Linked DNA regions of Homo sapiens: region 1 is linked to region 2. The links are chromatin loops, found by intact Hi-C in ENCODE. Cell type or tissue: Calu3. All regions are shown on one strand.

Region 1 (8,000 bases), 66 kb before region 2:
CGCCCTCCAACACACTCTGCCAAAAAAGATATGTCCAAGTCCTAACCCGGGAATCTGTGAATACAATCTTACTTGGAAAAAAAAGTCTTTGCAGATGTAAGTTAAAGATCTTGAGATGAGATCATCCTGGATTTAGGGATGTTCCTAAATCCAATTATAAGTATCCTTATAAGAGGAAGAAAGAGGAAGATTTGGGATCCAGAGACCCAGAGAAGAAGGCCATATAATGAGGGAGGTAGAGATTAACGTCATCCATCTCTAAGCCAAGGAACATATGGTGCCACAAGAAGACAGAAGAGACAAAGAAGGGTTCTCTTCTAGCACCTTCAGAGAGAGTCCATCCCTCCCAACACATTGATTTTATACTTCTGGTCTCCCAAACTGTGAGAAAATGAATTTCCATTGTTTTAAGCCACCATGTGTGTGGTAATTTGTTACAGCAGCCTAGGAGACTAATGGACTGCAATTAAGAGTCCTGTTCCACTGCGGGTTATGGGGGAGGAAAACACACACTGTCACTGGCCCACAGCAATTCTGAAATCCAGCCGGACACAGATTGCCAGTTCATTAAATACATCATGAAAGACTTTTTTTATTTTTAAAAATTATGGTAAAATAAACATAACGTACAATTTACTGTTTTAACTATAAGTGTATGGTGCAGTGGAATTAAATACATTCATCTTGTTGTACGATTATTACCACCATCCATCTCCAGAACTTTTTTTATCTTCTCATGTGGAAACTCCATTTCCATTAAAAACAACTCCTGGCCAGGCTTGGTGGCTCACACCTGTAATCCCAGCACTTTGAGGGGCCGAGGTGGGTGGATCGCTTGAGGTCAGGAATTCAAGACCAGCCTGGCCAACATAATGAAACCCATCTCTACTAAAAATACAAAAATTAGCCAGGCATGGTGTGCGCCTGTAGTCCCAGCTACTCAGTAGGCTGAGGCAGGAGAATAGCTTGAACCTGGGAAATGGAGGTTGCAGTGAGCTGAGATGGCGCCACTGCACTCCAGCCTGGGCAACAGAGTGAGACTCCCTCTCAAAACAACAACAACACAACAACAAAAAAAAAAACAAAAGCAACTCCTTAGTCTCCCATCCCCGAGCCTCTGGAAACCACCATTACACTTTCTGTCTTTATTTTGTGAACCCTGAAAATCTGAGACAGGTCTCAGTTAATTTAGAAAGTTTATTTTCCCAAGATTGAGGACACGCACCCATGACACAACCTCAGGAGGTCCTGACAACATGTGCCCAAGGTGATCAGAGCACAGTTTGGTTTTGTACATTTTAGGGAGACATGAGACATCAGTCAGCATATGTAAGATAAGCATTGGTTCCGTCCGGAAAAGTGGGACAACTCAAAGCGGGGAGGGGGCTTCCAGGTCATAAGTAGATAAGAAACAAATAGCAGCATTCTTCTGAGTTTCTGATTAGCCTGTCCAAAGGAGGCAATTAGATATGCATTTGTTCAGTGAACAGAGGGGTGACTTTGAATAGAATGGGAAGCAGGTTTGCCCTAAGCAGTTCCCAGCTTGACGTTTTCATTTTTCTCAGTGATTTTGGGGCCCCAAGATTTATTTTCCTTTCACAATGTATTTAATTACTATAGAATACTTCCCATGTGGGGAATCATTCAGTATTTGTGACTGGCTTCTTTCATTTAACACAATGTCTTCAAGGTTTATCCATGTTGTAGAATGTGGCAGAATTTCTTTCCTTTCTAAGGTTGAACAATATTACATGATATGTTTATACCACATTTTGTTTATCCACTCATTCACAGATGGACACTTGAATTGCTTCCACTTTTTGGCTATTGTGAATAATGTTGCTATGAACATGGGTGTACAAATATCTGTTCAAGATTCTGTTTTCAGTTCCTTTGGAGATATACCCAGAAGTGAAATGGCTGGATCATATGGTAATTCTATTTTTAATTTTTTAAGGAACTATCATGCTGTTTTCCATAGTGGCTGTTTTCCATAGTGGCTGTGCCATTTTACATTCACTCTAGCAGTGCAGAAGAATTCCGATTTCTTCCTATGAAAGCCTTTTTTAAAAGTACAAACAGGCTGGGCACAGTGGCTCACACCTGTAACCCCAGTACTTTGAGAGGTGGAGGCAGGTGGATTGCTTAAGTCTAGGAGTTCAAGACCAGCCTGAGCAACATGGAGAAACTCCGTCTCTGCAAAAAGATTAAAAAAATTAGCTGGACTCAGGAGGCTGAGGCAGGATTATAGCTTGAGCCTGGGAGACAGAGATTGCAGTGAGCCATGATCATGCCACTGCCCTCCAGCCTGAGCAAGAGCGTGTGAGACCCTGTCTCAAAAAAAATAAAAATAAAAAAGTACAAATAATTATCTCCATATTTTTCCAATAAGATGGCTTTCTTCTACTTTCTTTTTCAACAGTAGGCCCATAAAATATATATTTCATTAATATTTGTCCTGCTTTGCCATCCTAATATATCAATTTCCCTACTATATCCAGTTAAAAAAAAATCAAATGATTCCTTTAGATCATGTTAACAAAAGTTGCAACAAAGTTGATGAAGACAAGTCATGCTGTGATGTGTGTACATGCTGGATATTCTAGCTCACTCATCTATAAGCTGTTCTATCAGAAATACATGAGATGTCATGTGTGATAGTCTCCAACACACTGTGCCTGACCACAGAAAACTCTCTAAATGTTACTCCTTCCCTCTCAGAACCCTGAACCAAAGTTAAATGATTAGTAACACATGTCATGTATCATCTTGTCATTGACTTTCAAAACTTTTATGAGCTAAACAATATCATTTTAAACAAATTGAAGATTGAAAATGGATATCAATACATAAACAGAGGAAAGAGAGGCTGCTCTGATTCCCCAAGGGTAAAGTAAGTTGGAGTGGGAGATACCACCCCCAACTCCTTCTTTTACTTGAGGAATCTCTTCAGAACATAGTTTTCAAAGTAATACCCTCAAACCAGGGTTGGCAAATTATGGCCTGTGAGCCAAACCCAGTCCACTGCCTGCATTTGTCAATAAAGTTTTATGGGAGCTCAGCTGTGCCCATATGTTTACATATTGTCTGTGGCTTTCTTGGTACAATGGCAGCATTGAGTCATCACAACAGACCATATGGCCCACAAAACTAAAATAGTTACTATTTGGCGCTTTACAGAAAAAGCTTGCCAACTGTTTTTCTAATTATTGAGCTCAATGAACAGAGAAACTCATGAGTAACCATGATAATCAGGGCTCAACTGCAGCCTGTCCAGGGATGTGGTTCACTAAATGACCAGCTGGGGCACTTGAAGGCTTCTGTGGTGAAAGCATAGAGCAAGATAGAGGATAAAGCAGGGTATTAGCAGTCTGACCAGGACCATTTGAAGTAGGAGGCTTGTGGTTTCCTAGAGGAAAAAAGAGTGCTGTTAGCAGAAAGAGGAAAAGATATAAGGCAAGGAAGAACGAAAGAACATTGCAATATCTGTTTTTAAACCATAGAAAACTAAATGAAAGAATAATCAAACAAAAATGGGATACAAATATATTCTTTTTTTTCAGCTTTTATTTTAGATTCAGAGGGTGCATGCACAGGTTTGTTACGAGAGCATATTGCATGATGTTGAGGTTTGTGGTGTGATAGAACCCATCACCCAGTTAGTGAGCATAGTACCCGATAGGTAGTTTTTCAACCCTTGCCCCCTTCTCTACCTCCCTGCTCTAATAGTCCCCAATGTCTGTTGTTCCCATCTTAATGTCTATGAGTACCCAATATTTAGCTCCCACTCGTGAGAACATGTGGTATCTGTTTCTGCATTAATTTGCTTAGGATAGTGGGCTCCAGTTGTATCTATGTTGCTGCAAAGGACAGGACTTTGTTCTTTTTTATGGCTGCATGGTATTCCACGGTGTATATGCACCACATTGTCTTTATCCAATCCACTGTTGATGGGCACCTAGGCTGATTCCATGTCTTTGCTATTGTGAATAGTGCTGTGATGAACTTACAAGTACATGTGTCTTTAATTCTTAATAGAAATGTATATTAGCAATACAGCTAAGTCTTTAAATTGCAAGCAAATGGAATGGATATGTGCCTTGACATTGGCAAACACACAGAGAAGTTTTCAGTTTTCAATTGCCTGGGCTTTCAGACTTAATAGTTTTATCTATGATAAATACTATCATCCCACGGCATTCCTTAAGCTACCTAAAAGCATGTGGAAAATCAAAGGGCTCCCATGCTTGTTCTTAGCACTCCAACAAGACACAGAAGAAAATACTATAATTTAAAGATAACATTAAAAATCTGAAACCCATTTCCACTTTGTCTTGAAATCAGTAACTTTGACCAGTATATGATAAATATTATTTGACTAAAATTTCTGCACACTTCCAGTTAAAAAATAAATAAATAACAAGGGTCTGTCCACCTCCACAACTGCTGTTTGTGTTCGCTGATGCTGATGAGGCTTTTTGAAGTCTTTTGGTTCAAAACCCTGCTGAGATCAAAGAGCTTTCAAAAGGAATCCAGGCACAACAGTGACACTTGCATACATACTCACCCTTGCTCTTTGCACATTATAATAATCCAGGTACTCTGTACTTTATTCCAGTATCCCACAGAGTAATAAACATGTTCTTTGGACAGAAAGAGAAATTCAAAAAGCAGTGGATTGTGATATTACTCCTTGATTATGTTCATATTTTCTTCAGTACTATGTAATTAGTAGTCGCAAAGGCTGATCCAAATAGGGATTAGAAAGGGAATTAAATGTTACGCAGCTGACAGAATGAATTACTCATTTCTCCTACTGTACGTATGTTTAAATATTTATGGGATTTTACCTACAGGATTGTTTTGGTGGCCCATTGCCATAATGAAATACAGCATTCTGTTTAATTACAGTGTAGCCAGGTTTTAAGGAAAATTCAGCCAAGTTGGGTTTTTTTGAAATGGATTGCTTTCAGTGGGTTGACTGGTGACTAAAATCTCTATGGCTGTGGTTGGTGCTGCTGAAATGTCCCATTCACATGGGTCCCTCATGAGCCAGAAGTTCTGATTTGGTGAATTGGCCACATACAATTAGTGTCACCAGTGCCCCATGTTCAACCCACTCATTGTCAGATGTAACGTAAGGTAAAAGTCAAGGGCGGGAAAGACTTAGGAGTGTGGATGAGTCTGTGTCCAGAATCAAATCCTATGTCGCCTCCTGGAATTTGTAGGAGCACAACCACAGGGCTCTCCTCACATTGACCTTTCCATGACCAAGAAAGAGCTCCTGGCATCAAGCACACATTCTGCCAGGCTGTGTGTTGTCAACAGATATCACTATTCTGTTGAAGACCTAAAACTGTAGCAGATGTGATTGCCATTTTTAGCTATTGTTAATTCGTTCAAACAAATTTACTGGGGAAACATTTTTCTCAGATAGATAGAATTGTAAAATAATATATGAGGTTTCCTAATTGTTCCTTTTCACTTAATATTTTTAAATACCTTTCCATTTAAATAATCATTTCAACAACACCATTTTCAATGGCTACAGAGTTCTCTTTTGTATAACTAAACCATAATTTATTATACCAATTCCCTATGATTGAACATTTCTTTGTATGTACATCTTCATGCTCTTTTCTCTTCACTTGTGCTAAATTTTGAAAATAAACACTAAATCAAAAATACACCCTTTTTAGGGCTGAACAATATTTTCAAATTGTGTGACAGAAGCATTGTTATAATTTATATTTTCACCAGTAGCTACATGAGACAGTACTCATCTCCCAACACCTTCAACAATATAATTTTTTGCCTCAAGTAACTTTGAAGGTGATTCTATTCCCTCACTGTTGTTTTAATTTGCACTTTCTGTAAACCCTAGAAAACTGATTTTTCACTATTAAAACTTGCAGTCGTAGGCCATATAGATTTCCTCAACAGCTTACAAGGTTGTGTCGGCTTTGATCTGCTTTCCCTAATTCTCCTGCGTCCTCTCAGTGTGCAACTTCAATGTTCAGGCACCTTCAGCTACGCCCGCATTCCTGACCCAACTCTGAGACCTGAGCATGGTGTTGACTTCATGGTGGGGATCCATACTGGGGCCAGGCTTTCAGGCTTGTGTTTGCTCCGGCTTTCCCCTGCTCTGGCCTCTGCATCTCCCCACACGCTGCCTCCCTCTCTGCTACCCTACCCAGGAGAGCGTCCCCATGAGGGCACCATCACCCCTGTCTTCACAGCTGTGGAGTCCAAACACTCACTGTAAAGTGTCGCCATCCTCTGCCTGTTTGACAGTATGACTTTAAGGTCCAACCAATAGCCCCATTGCTCTGCAGATTTTCTATGAACTTAAATCTTAAAGTTGCTGAATTCTGAAAGTGACATTCCCCTGTTCCATCCCAGGCATTTGAACTCGGCCCAGACCTCTCTTCTAGTGATTCTTGGGACTTTTCGGTGTTCAGCTTCAATAAGAGAGGATACAATTTAGGGGGGGGCAGGTGCAAATGTACGTTCTGTCTTCACCATTTACTTTCCCCCCGCCTCAGTTTCCTCATCTGTAAAAGACAGGCAGGTAAGAATGCTCGCCACTCTGCGTTTTTGTGGGCATGAAATGCTGGGACTTCATGACTGCATCCCGTGGAGTGTGTAATGTTTTCAGCAACAGTAGCAGGGGATCAGAGAGGTCACCTGCTGGTCTACCACCTTCTTTGTCCTGTTTTTATAGCAAATTGATCTCTGAACAGTCCTGGAATCTATTTTCTCCCCAGGAGTAGAGGATGGACTGAATTTCTGAATGTGTTGTTCCTGCTCCCTCTCCTCTTCCCCAAAGCTGTTACCTGAACCAGGAACTCCTGCAGGGGTCACAGCCTCTGGAGTTGCCAGAGCAACACCCTGGGGACATGGTACATCTGCCTCACAGAGCATGAGGAGTGGTGGGAAGGGTGTGCCTCCCCAAGCCCAGCTCATAGGATGTGGCCTGTGGTGAGGACGGGACTTCCATTCCCATGGCACAATGCCTGTCCCCTCCAAAGGCATCCTGCTCTGTCACAGCCTGCCATCCACAAGCAGTAGGTAATAATGCAGAGACCAGAAAATAGGGAGCCTGCCCTTGCTTCTGCTGCCCTCAGTGTGGAGATGCTGAATAACAAAGACCCCGTGCAGGGACTGTGCTGGTGGATGGGTAGCTGTCAAGTTGACTGAGTCACAAGGTGCCCAGATGTTTGCTGAAACATTATTTCTGGGCATCTCTGTGAGGGCAGTTCTGGATTAACATCTGAAATGGCCAACTGAGTAAAGCAGATGGCCCTCCCCACCGTATGGGGCTCATCCTGTCCATTTAGGGCCTGAATCGAATAAACAGCACCTGTAGTCCCAGCTACTTGGGAGGCTGAGGCAGGAGAATTGCTTGAACCCGGGAGGCGGAGGTTGCAGTGAGCCAAGATTGCACCACTGCAATCCAGCCTGGGTGACAAAGCGAGACTCTGTCTCAAAAAAAAAAAAAAAAAGAATAAACGGCCGAGTGGACAGAACCTTCCCTCTCTGCCTGACTGTCCTCACTGGGGCATCAGTCTTCTCCTGCCTTCAGACTCAAACCTGACCTGGAATGGTACCATTGGCTCTTCTGGGTCTGTACTTCTTATTTCTGCAATAACATGAACATATTCCTTATAATAAACCTCTTTATGTTGATATCCGTATATATACACACACACACACACACACACACACACACACACACACACATATACACATACATGTCCTATTGGCTCTGTTTTTCTGGGGAACCCTAACTAATATTAATACTTTTCTCCTTAGTAATGGAAGATCTAGGTGACCGCGTGAAAGCCATTTGTCCTCTCTAGTTTCCTCTTTTGTACAACAGGAGTAATAATATTGATCTCACATGTGAAAGTATTAAAGGATTAAGGGGCCACTTAGCACTTTGTGTTGGGTTCATGGTAAGAGTTCAATAGACTGTGGCTTTGGGGAGGAGGTGTACA
Region 2 (8,000 bases):
AACAACGTGCACATGGACACTTGATGTCTGACCATAGTGGGGACAGGAATCAGTGGGAAAAAATAGATCCTTCTTCATATCACACCCAAAAATAAACCCCAGGTACAAGAGGGCCCAAATGTGAGAGAGCAGTTTTACAAGAAATTCAGACTATCTTTAGTCTTTTAGGGTACGGGAAGGATCTCTTAAATAGGCAAAGATTATATACATCTGAGAGAAAAAGGAAAAATTAAATAATATTAGAATGTAAAGACAATCATTGTACAAGAAAAGAAAACATTAATTAAGTTCAAGCCACAGGCTTAGAAATGTTCCATGTGTAAATAACTGACAAAGGAGAATTTAATAATCAAAAAAAGTAAACATAACAATGTTTAATTTAATTCAATTCTTTTTGAGACTGAGTCTTGTTCTATTGCCCAGGATGGAGTATAGTGGTACAATCTCAACTCACTGCAACCTTCACCTCCTGGGCTCAAGCAATCCTCCCATCTCAGCCTCCAGAGTAGCTGGGACTACAGGCACATGCTACCACACTCAGCTAATTTTTAAATTTTTTTTGTAGAGAAAAGGTCTCACTATATTGACCATGCTGGTCTTGAACTCCTGGGCTCAAGCAATCCTCCTGTTTCAGCCTCTCAAAATGTTGGGATTACGGGCATGAGCCACCATGCCAGGCCAAACGTGGCATGTTTTTTAAAAGAGCAAAGGCTATGAAACGGCAATTAATCCAATATAAGGCCCAAATTGCTAATGAATATATGACAAGATGCTCATCCTTCCTAATCAGAGAAATGTAAATGAAAGCTACATGAGATGCCATCTGACGCCTACATGCTGGCAAAGCTCAAGATGTCTACTGACCTTAATCACTGGCATCGGTGTGCAACAAGGGGACCTTGCAGACACTGGGGGGCCCGCCAACTGCATAAGCATTTCAGGTATCCCATAAAGCTGAAGATGAGTCTCTTTCCTGTCACTTTCCTCTTCTAGAAAAGTCTCTACATGTAAATAGAGACATATGTTTCTTGCTCATTGTTTCTAGCCCTGAAAAACTAGAACAATCTAAGTGTTCATTATCAGGAAAACAGGTAAATAAATGAATGAACAACACAGATATCATCATGGATAAATCTTACAAACATGATATTGAGTAGAAAAATATACTTAAGGGTATGGTACCAAAGCAAACAAGCCACTCTTACACAGTCTTTGTAAGTTACTGCAGATGTATAGACAGCACAGAGACATGCCTGAGAGCAGCTGCTGTGAATCAGGGTCGGGGCCCCTGGTGCAGAGCAGGTTGTGATAGCACGTGTTGGATCCCATGACAAAAGACCCTCTTTAGAGACACAGATGTGGCTGTGACTTCCGTACCCACCCATCCTTCCCGTGACTCACCTCAGATGTGAGTTCTCAGAGCCATTCTTCTCCCACAAGGGGCTCTTCTGGGGACCCAGGTCTGGGGTTCCAGCGAGGTCCTGGTCACTGCAGTCTTCCTGGTCTGTGGCCCACTTGTCTTTGTATTTCATGCTGTCCTGCTGCGAGTCCAGAGAGACGATGTCTGAGGGGGAACTCATCACTCCTGAGTCCTCGGTCGTGTCCTCCGACGCAAAACAGCTGCCAACTGACACGGTCTCCTCCGCCTCTGACAGCACCTGCGGGGCTCCATCCGGGCTGCAGTGGCTGCCAGACCCCAGGGGCAGGCTTACTGGACAAGACACGGCAAGGACAGGTCAGCCCAAACCACTCTGGCGTCCATACTGCCTAACAAGTGTGACATCAGTCTGTCGGCCCCGCTCTAAAATTTGGGATTCAGGGTGCTCAAAGTAAAGGAAGAACCTCATTCAAATACTGCTGAATACTCCTGAAACATTTTAACTCACAGGGAGTCATTTGTGTAAGATTGAGGGCAAAATTTTCCCTCAAAAATCAGTATTTGATTAATTAGCCTTTTACATTGGTCTCCTCTCTATGGCTATGGGCAAGCACATTTAAAAATTCAAACTAATGACATGTTGAATGCAATTGTTTCTAGGCTGGCCTTTGGCTTAATGGAACTTGTTTAATGTGAGATCTTTAGAAAAACATTAAGACAATTAGAGTTTTTGGAAATATAAATAAGCAGACATAAGTATCAGTTTGGACACATCTGACGTGTATTTCATATTTGAAATCTGGCCTGGAAGATTCACGGCCCTACTCCCCAGCTTTTGGCTCTCCCTTAATTTTTACATGTGAGGCCAGTTTCTGTGGTTGAGGTTACCTGGCTCCTATGCACTAAATGTGATTCGCTGCAGGAGTTTGGTGAGATGCATAGAGTGGCAACTTGCTCTCCAAGCCAAGTTCTGTCAAGCCTTAATACTAATGATGGGTAGCACTATGGCTATTCTGCGCAACTACCTAGCTATTTGTAGATAGCAATACATTAAGTGTAAGTAATGGGAGGTCATTATTTTTCTCTTACTGAGCTTCTAGATTCTCTAAAATCACAGAAGCCTCTATGCAAAGAGATGAAATTTGAAGGACAAAAACACACAAGTCTAGCCCAGATGTATATTAGAGTTGTTATTGTTTTTTAATAAAAATAGATTTTAAACTTCAAGACACTTCAGGACATATGATCTAAGCACTATTTATAACAGTCCAGAAAACAAGCACTGTGTTTTGTTGCAGTCCCAGTGTATTTTGTTTTAAAGTCATTCTTCCCCTAAATAGTCACTGGATGCCCAAAGTGAATTAAGACTCCTCTGGGAGTGCTCACTCCACAAAATCATGCACTGAGAGTGAAGTGACATCACAATTGCACTCAACATCACCAACATTTTAACTGGACAGGAGACTAACAACTTATCACCACGAAACCAAAAGAAAATCCCATCAGGTGATGGTATATTTGAGATTCCAAACAATAAAACAAATGAAAGAACAACAGTTTAAAGAATATACATTTCACTAAAGAGCTCCAAGGTAAAGAATAGAACGAAAAAAAGGAATAGTTTAGAGCAGTGTAAACGTACGAGGAGATATGCTGAATGCAGTGATGCTGGTCTGCTGCGACCTCGCTCTTCTAGTTCTCTCCCCAGCTTTTGGGGCTAGACTCTTGTTCAAGACAAATATTGAGAAGAAACGTCGCTGTAGCTCCCTGTTTCCCATCACTCCTCTCTTGCCTTCCCTTTTGCTGCCATCACTGAACAATAAAACCAGCACGTTTTTTCTGTCTATGTTGTATATAAAAAGTATGACAAGAGTAAAACTCTCAGGTCACAGAGACCTGGATTCACACCCTGGTGGAGTAAGGTAATGCTGCTGCCCACAGGGTCCCTGTTGCTAAGTGGGTGCCTGAATGTGAACGGCCCTGTGACAGGGCCTGGGGACACATATTTCCAATCCAAGCATGTGGGCTCTCTGGCACTCACAGCTTCTGAAGGGACAGACACGTACGCAAAGAATGACAGTGCTGTATGGTCACACCAACTCTCGGTGTGCTCCCATAGGCAGAGTGTGGCAGGCTGGACTGAGCGAGGTGGTGGCACACAGTAGGGGCCACACAAATGCTGGTTTAGCCTGGCTTACCCTCTTCCCTCTCCAGGGATTATCGCTGAGGCGCAAAGTGACCTTAACAAATGTGTCCCCACTAGCTGTCTGCTGCCAGGCCCCTTGGAGGAGGCCCTCAGAGCACCTGGTACATGCCCTCTGGAGGCACAGAACACATCGCAGGGCAGAGGGACTCTAACCCACCTCCACCCCTTCTCTAGCCAGTTATAAGATCAGGAATGCTTGTCGGGTGATACATATATATTCCTCAGAAGTTTTGAGGCAATAAAAAAAAGTTGAGAGCCTGTGGTCTAAATTAAGCCACCTGCAAAGCCTTAAATCAACATGGAGTGAGAGGTCACATATTTGGTGCACACACGTGTTAAACCATTTACAAAATGACTAATGCGAGTGCTATTACCAGAGCTCCCCTTTTGCCCAGGCCAGCCCTCCTGCTCTCCATGTGGATAATCTTCCCATGGCCCGTGTGGCCTGGCCACAGCCCTGCGACACCATTCATGCCATTGGTGCAGAAGCAGGTGGGGGTGGGGGGGCCTGCTCTCAGGAGGTTTATCTGCGTCTAGGGAGAAGAGTGGCACAGGAATTGAAAAGACAACTGTCTAAATGCTGGGAGGAGAGGGAACATGGGTGAAAGGCCTTCTGCCAAAGGGGTGGGACCCGTCCAGGAAAGACCAGGCAGACCTCCCCACAGTGATGCCGGCACCTGCTCGGAGTATAGGGTGGGGCAGGGTGTGGCCAAGGGGGAGCACCTGCAAAGGCTTTGAGGAGGGTGATGGAGGCTGAGTGGGGAACTTTCCAGAGAAGCTTCCTGGTGAGCTGTCAGAGAGAGCACAGATCTGAAGAGAAGGGCAGATATTCCTGTGAAGCCCCAACCTGTGTTGGTGTGAGTTTTCAGGCAATTTCTGATCCCTCCTTTCCGAGGTCTGCTCTGTCCTGGGCATCTTTTGTTTGGAATCAGACATGCCCATCTCACTCATCCTGCCCCCACCCCACATCTCTTTTCTTCCTTCAGCTGGTTCCGATGATTAACCCCATGAACTGTAACATGTTTTGACAATTTCTGAATGAGATAATGGTGCAGGAGACTTTTTTTTTCTTCATCAATGCTAAACGGAAACTCAGAACATAAAAGGAAAACGTGGAGCTGCTTGGGCTGCATCGAGGTTGGGGGCCCAGGTCCTGTCCTCCAGATCCTGTGTGTGTCCCATTTCCCACCCTCTGTCCAGCCTCTGAGGGGCTTCCCTAGAGCCAGCGATCCAGGGACCCCAGCCTGAAACCCAGGGGCAGCAGGAGGAGGGCTGAATTGAAAGCCCAAATTGCACTCTGAACAATCCCCTTTCCCCTTTCTGTAAAATAAGCAGTTGGCTCTGACGGGCTCTAAAATCCCTTCTAGAGTGGAACTGTTAACAGTCTTTGAAATGCCAAATCAAAATATAGGATGTAAACACTCATTTTTACAACTGACCAGTGACTAATTAGGAATCTTTAAAAGGAATACAACATTGGCTTTGTCCTTTCTGCTATATTCTGTCTTCCCTGAGAGGGTAAGTCATTATTTTTGAGTTAATTAATGCACTGGCAACTTTGCTATTCTCTTAAGGCATGAACAATCTCTTTGAACTAAAAAGTTATTACTGCAGGATTTTTGCAAATGTGAAAAAGCACACTTACTTTGTCTTTCGCAGAAGCCTAATATAAATTCATGATTTAATTCTCTTCTAAATGAATAGCCACAGAGCCTGAGTAAGGAATATTAACCCTTCTATTGTCCTCCACCTAAATTATATAATCCCATGGTTCAGAGGCCATTACATATCTCTGAATGAGCTTTGGTAAATTCTTCAGCTCAAGTATAAAGAAGAAAATGCTAACTTAGGGCTACTAGTTCCTCAAGTTGAACACAATTATTCTCAGTTCGGTACTAGTTTTTCTTTTACAGAGTCAGCAAAGATAATTCCATCACTAAATGTAAGTATCTTCCAAGTAATTTTGGAATGGATTCATTTTATTGTTTTATTAAACGCAAATTAAAGATCTTGTGTCCTATGATATTGCTTTTTTTGTGGTTCATTAAGAAAGAGGATTTCTCAAAAGCCAGTTCCACCAAATTTATATGGCCCAGAGAAAATGTTTCAATGAAAGAAAAGCTACCTCGCCACCTCACACTGCTGCCTGTGGGTCCCACGGCCACTCACAACCAACAAGCAAAGCTGCACTTCATCTTAACCTGTGTTGACTTTGTTCTCTATGTTCTAGGCACTTGGAAGAAAGGGAAAAATTACAAGGTAAAGTGCTTCTGAACTAGTGATACAAACTGACATAAAGCATTTCAATAATTTTGTGGGGGCCAGGTGCAGTGGCTCACACCTGTAATCCCAGCACGTTGGGAGGCTGACGTGGGCGGATCACTTGAGGCCAGGAGTTCGAGACCAGCGTGGCCAACATGGCAAAACCTTGTCTCTACTAAAAATACAAAAAATAGCGAGGTGTGGTGGTGCACACCTGTAATCCCAGCTACTCGGGAAGTTGAGGCAGAGAATTGCTTGAACCTGAGAGGCGGAGGCTGCAGTGAGCCGAGATCACACCACTGCACTCCAGCCTGGGCGACAGAGCAAGACTCCATCTCAAAAATAAATAAATAAATAAATAGAAATAATTTTTTGGCATATCCCTCCAAATAATTTTGAACAATCATGCATCTCCTTCCATTTTTCATTGACGTCTGAAAATTTCCATCATGAGTTCAGTTGGTTGCAACAGATGTACATTTTAATTGTGTTATAAATACTAATATTTTACAATTTAAAAATATTGTAATTTTTTAAATTGTATTACTGTTTAATATGCCATTTACAACTAAATTAATTGTAAATTGCCATTTACAATGGCAAAAATATTTTGCCATTTAAAAATATAAACAAAGGAATCTGGATATCATAGTATTTTCATGCCCAGGCCCCTCCACGTAAAAATTAGTAAATGAGTTCTTCCTTTAACAGGCAGAATTTTAGAGCATGTCTCTTCTTCCTTGAACTTATTTCCATTTCACTACCTAACAGAATCTTATCCTAACTGAATGTACTTTATGCTTGAGTTTTTTTTTTTATTCATCAAGCCTCTTTGTATAGAATATGTATCTAAGTTAAAATGTAATTTTCATTTTCCCTCACCATAAGCAAGTTGTATTAAATTCCTTTTTATATTGTTTATCCTTGTGCTAATAGAAAACAGCCAACCAAAATTACATAAATGTTCTTAGAAACTTTGACATTTCTTAAGCAAAATGGTAAAATATCATTTGGAACTGCATTTCATAAGTGAGTGAGGCTTTTTCAATTAATTCCTTAAAAATGACTGGATTACTTATTGCTAGCATGAGGCAGGGTTTGGCATAAATTCAGGTCTACTTTTCCTCTTATAGATATAAGCACTAGGCAAAGCTTGTCACATACGAAGGTAAATTAAGGGACTTTTGTTATGGTTACATCATTCCATTAGGTTTCTAAAACTTTTCCTCTAATATATGTCAAAAATCACTTCATTAATCTGTCACAAAAATTATGCTTAATGATCTATAATCTGACAACTCAGTTAGATCCTTTGTCAATTTGGTTGGAAAGAAAAATTGGGAAACCACCTGATGTTCAAAAAGATTCGCCACCAACTCATTAATTTATCTGCTTGATCTTATACCAATATTTCCATTTGTTCTTTTGTTTGAGATCAGGAATAAGGTTTGCCCATCTCAGGAAAGTGCACCCCAGTGAGTTTCCTGATGGGTGAGGGGTATGTCTGTCTTTTATGAAGGAGAAGGAGGGCATCTGTAAAACTGGCATTGGGGAAAAAGACTTGGAATGATGCTGGTCACAGGTGAGTTCTCAGGCACATGAATTCCAGGAAAGAATACATGTGGAGGTATAACATTTGGAAGTGGATTCCCTTGGAAAGTCCTGATTCTCCCAGAAGAACGTGTACCCAGTTTAAACCCACCAATGTACACAATACATTTCAGTCAATTTAAGAGTTGCGAAGGTGGGATTCATGGACAATACCACAGGAATACAGAAGTGGGGTCACTCATTCTAATTAGAGGACACAGGAAAGTGACCATTGGACTGCGTCTGAACACAAGCATGATTTTGGCAGGTAGAGGACAGTTGGGTCAAAAGATGGGAAAAAGCAGAGAAATGCCAGGCTGCATGAGAAACATCAAATACTGTTGAGTGGTTGGAATCCCTAGTGTCTGTGTGCACACACGGGTGTGCAAATGTTCAGGAGGCACGGTTTGGAGAGGCTGGGTTTAGGATTCGCCTTTGAGAGACCCTCTGCCACCAGCATTATATAGATTCTGCTCTGAGTAGGCACCTCAAACTTTGTTCCCCTCTTTTTCTCTAATTGATTTCCTAGGCACAGTTTCCTCCAAGTGAAGTTTGCCTGTTCAT

What was found. Peaks named below come from ENCODE experiments on the same cell type or tissue, not always from the same donor. Only the 100,000 strongest peaks of a DNase experiment are listed, where the experiment ranks them.
Region 1: it touches region 2 in a loop (2.3-fold over the local background); 2 of 110 quality-filtered maps call a loop at or near these places.

The regions. Positions count from the first base shown.
Region 1 is chr7:50,975,743-50,983,742 of GRCh38, forward strand. No RefSeq gene overlaps it. Among named protein-coding and RNA genes, the nearest start is that of GRB10, 200 kb to the left of the region's middle. In Calu3, CTCF peaks have their summits at 3,288 and 3,500; a DNase peak (open chromatin) is centred at 7,129.
Region 2 is chr7:51,041,982-51,049,981 of GRCh38, forward strand. It overlaps COBL (cordon-bleu WH2 repeat protein), which reads right to left. Exons shown (of 13, transcript NM_015198.5): 8 at 1,402-1,711. Among named protein-coding and RNA genes, the nearest start is that of GRB10, 260 kb to the left of the region's middle. In Calu3, no CTCF peak of the experiment used is centred here; DNase peaks (open chromatin) are centred at 3,980 and 4,270.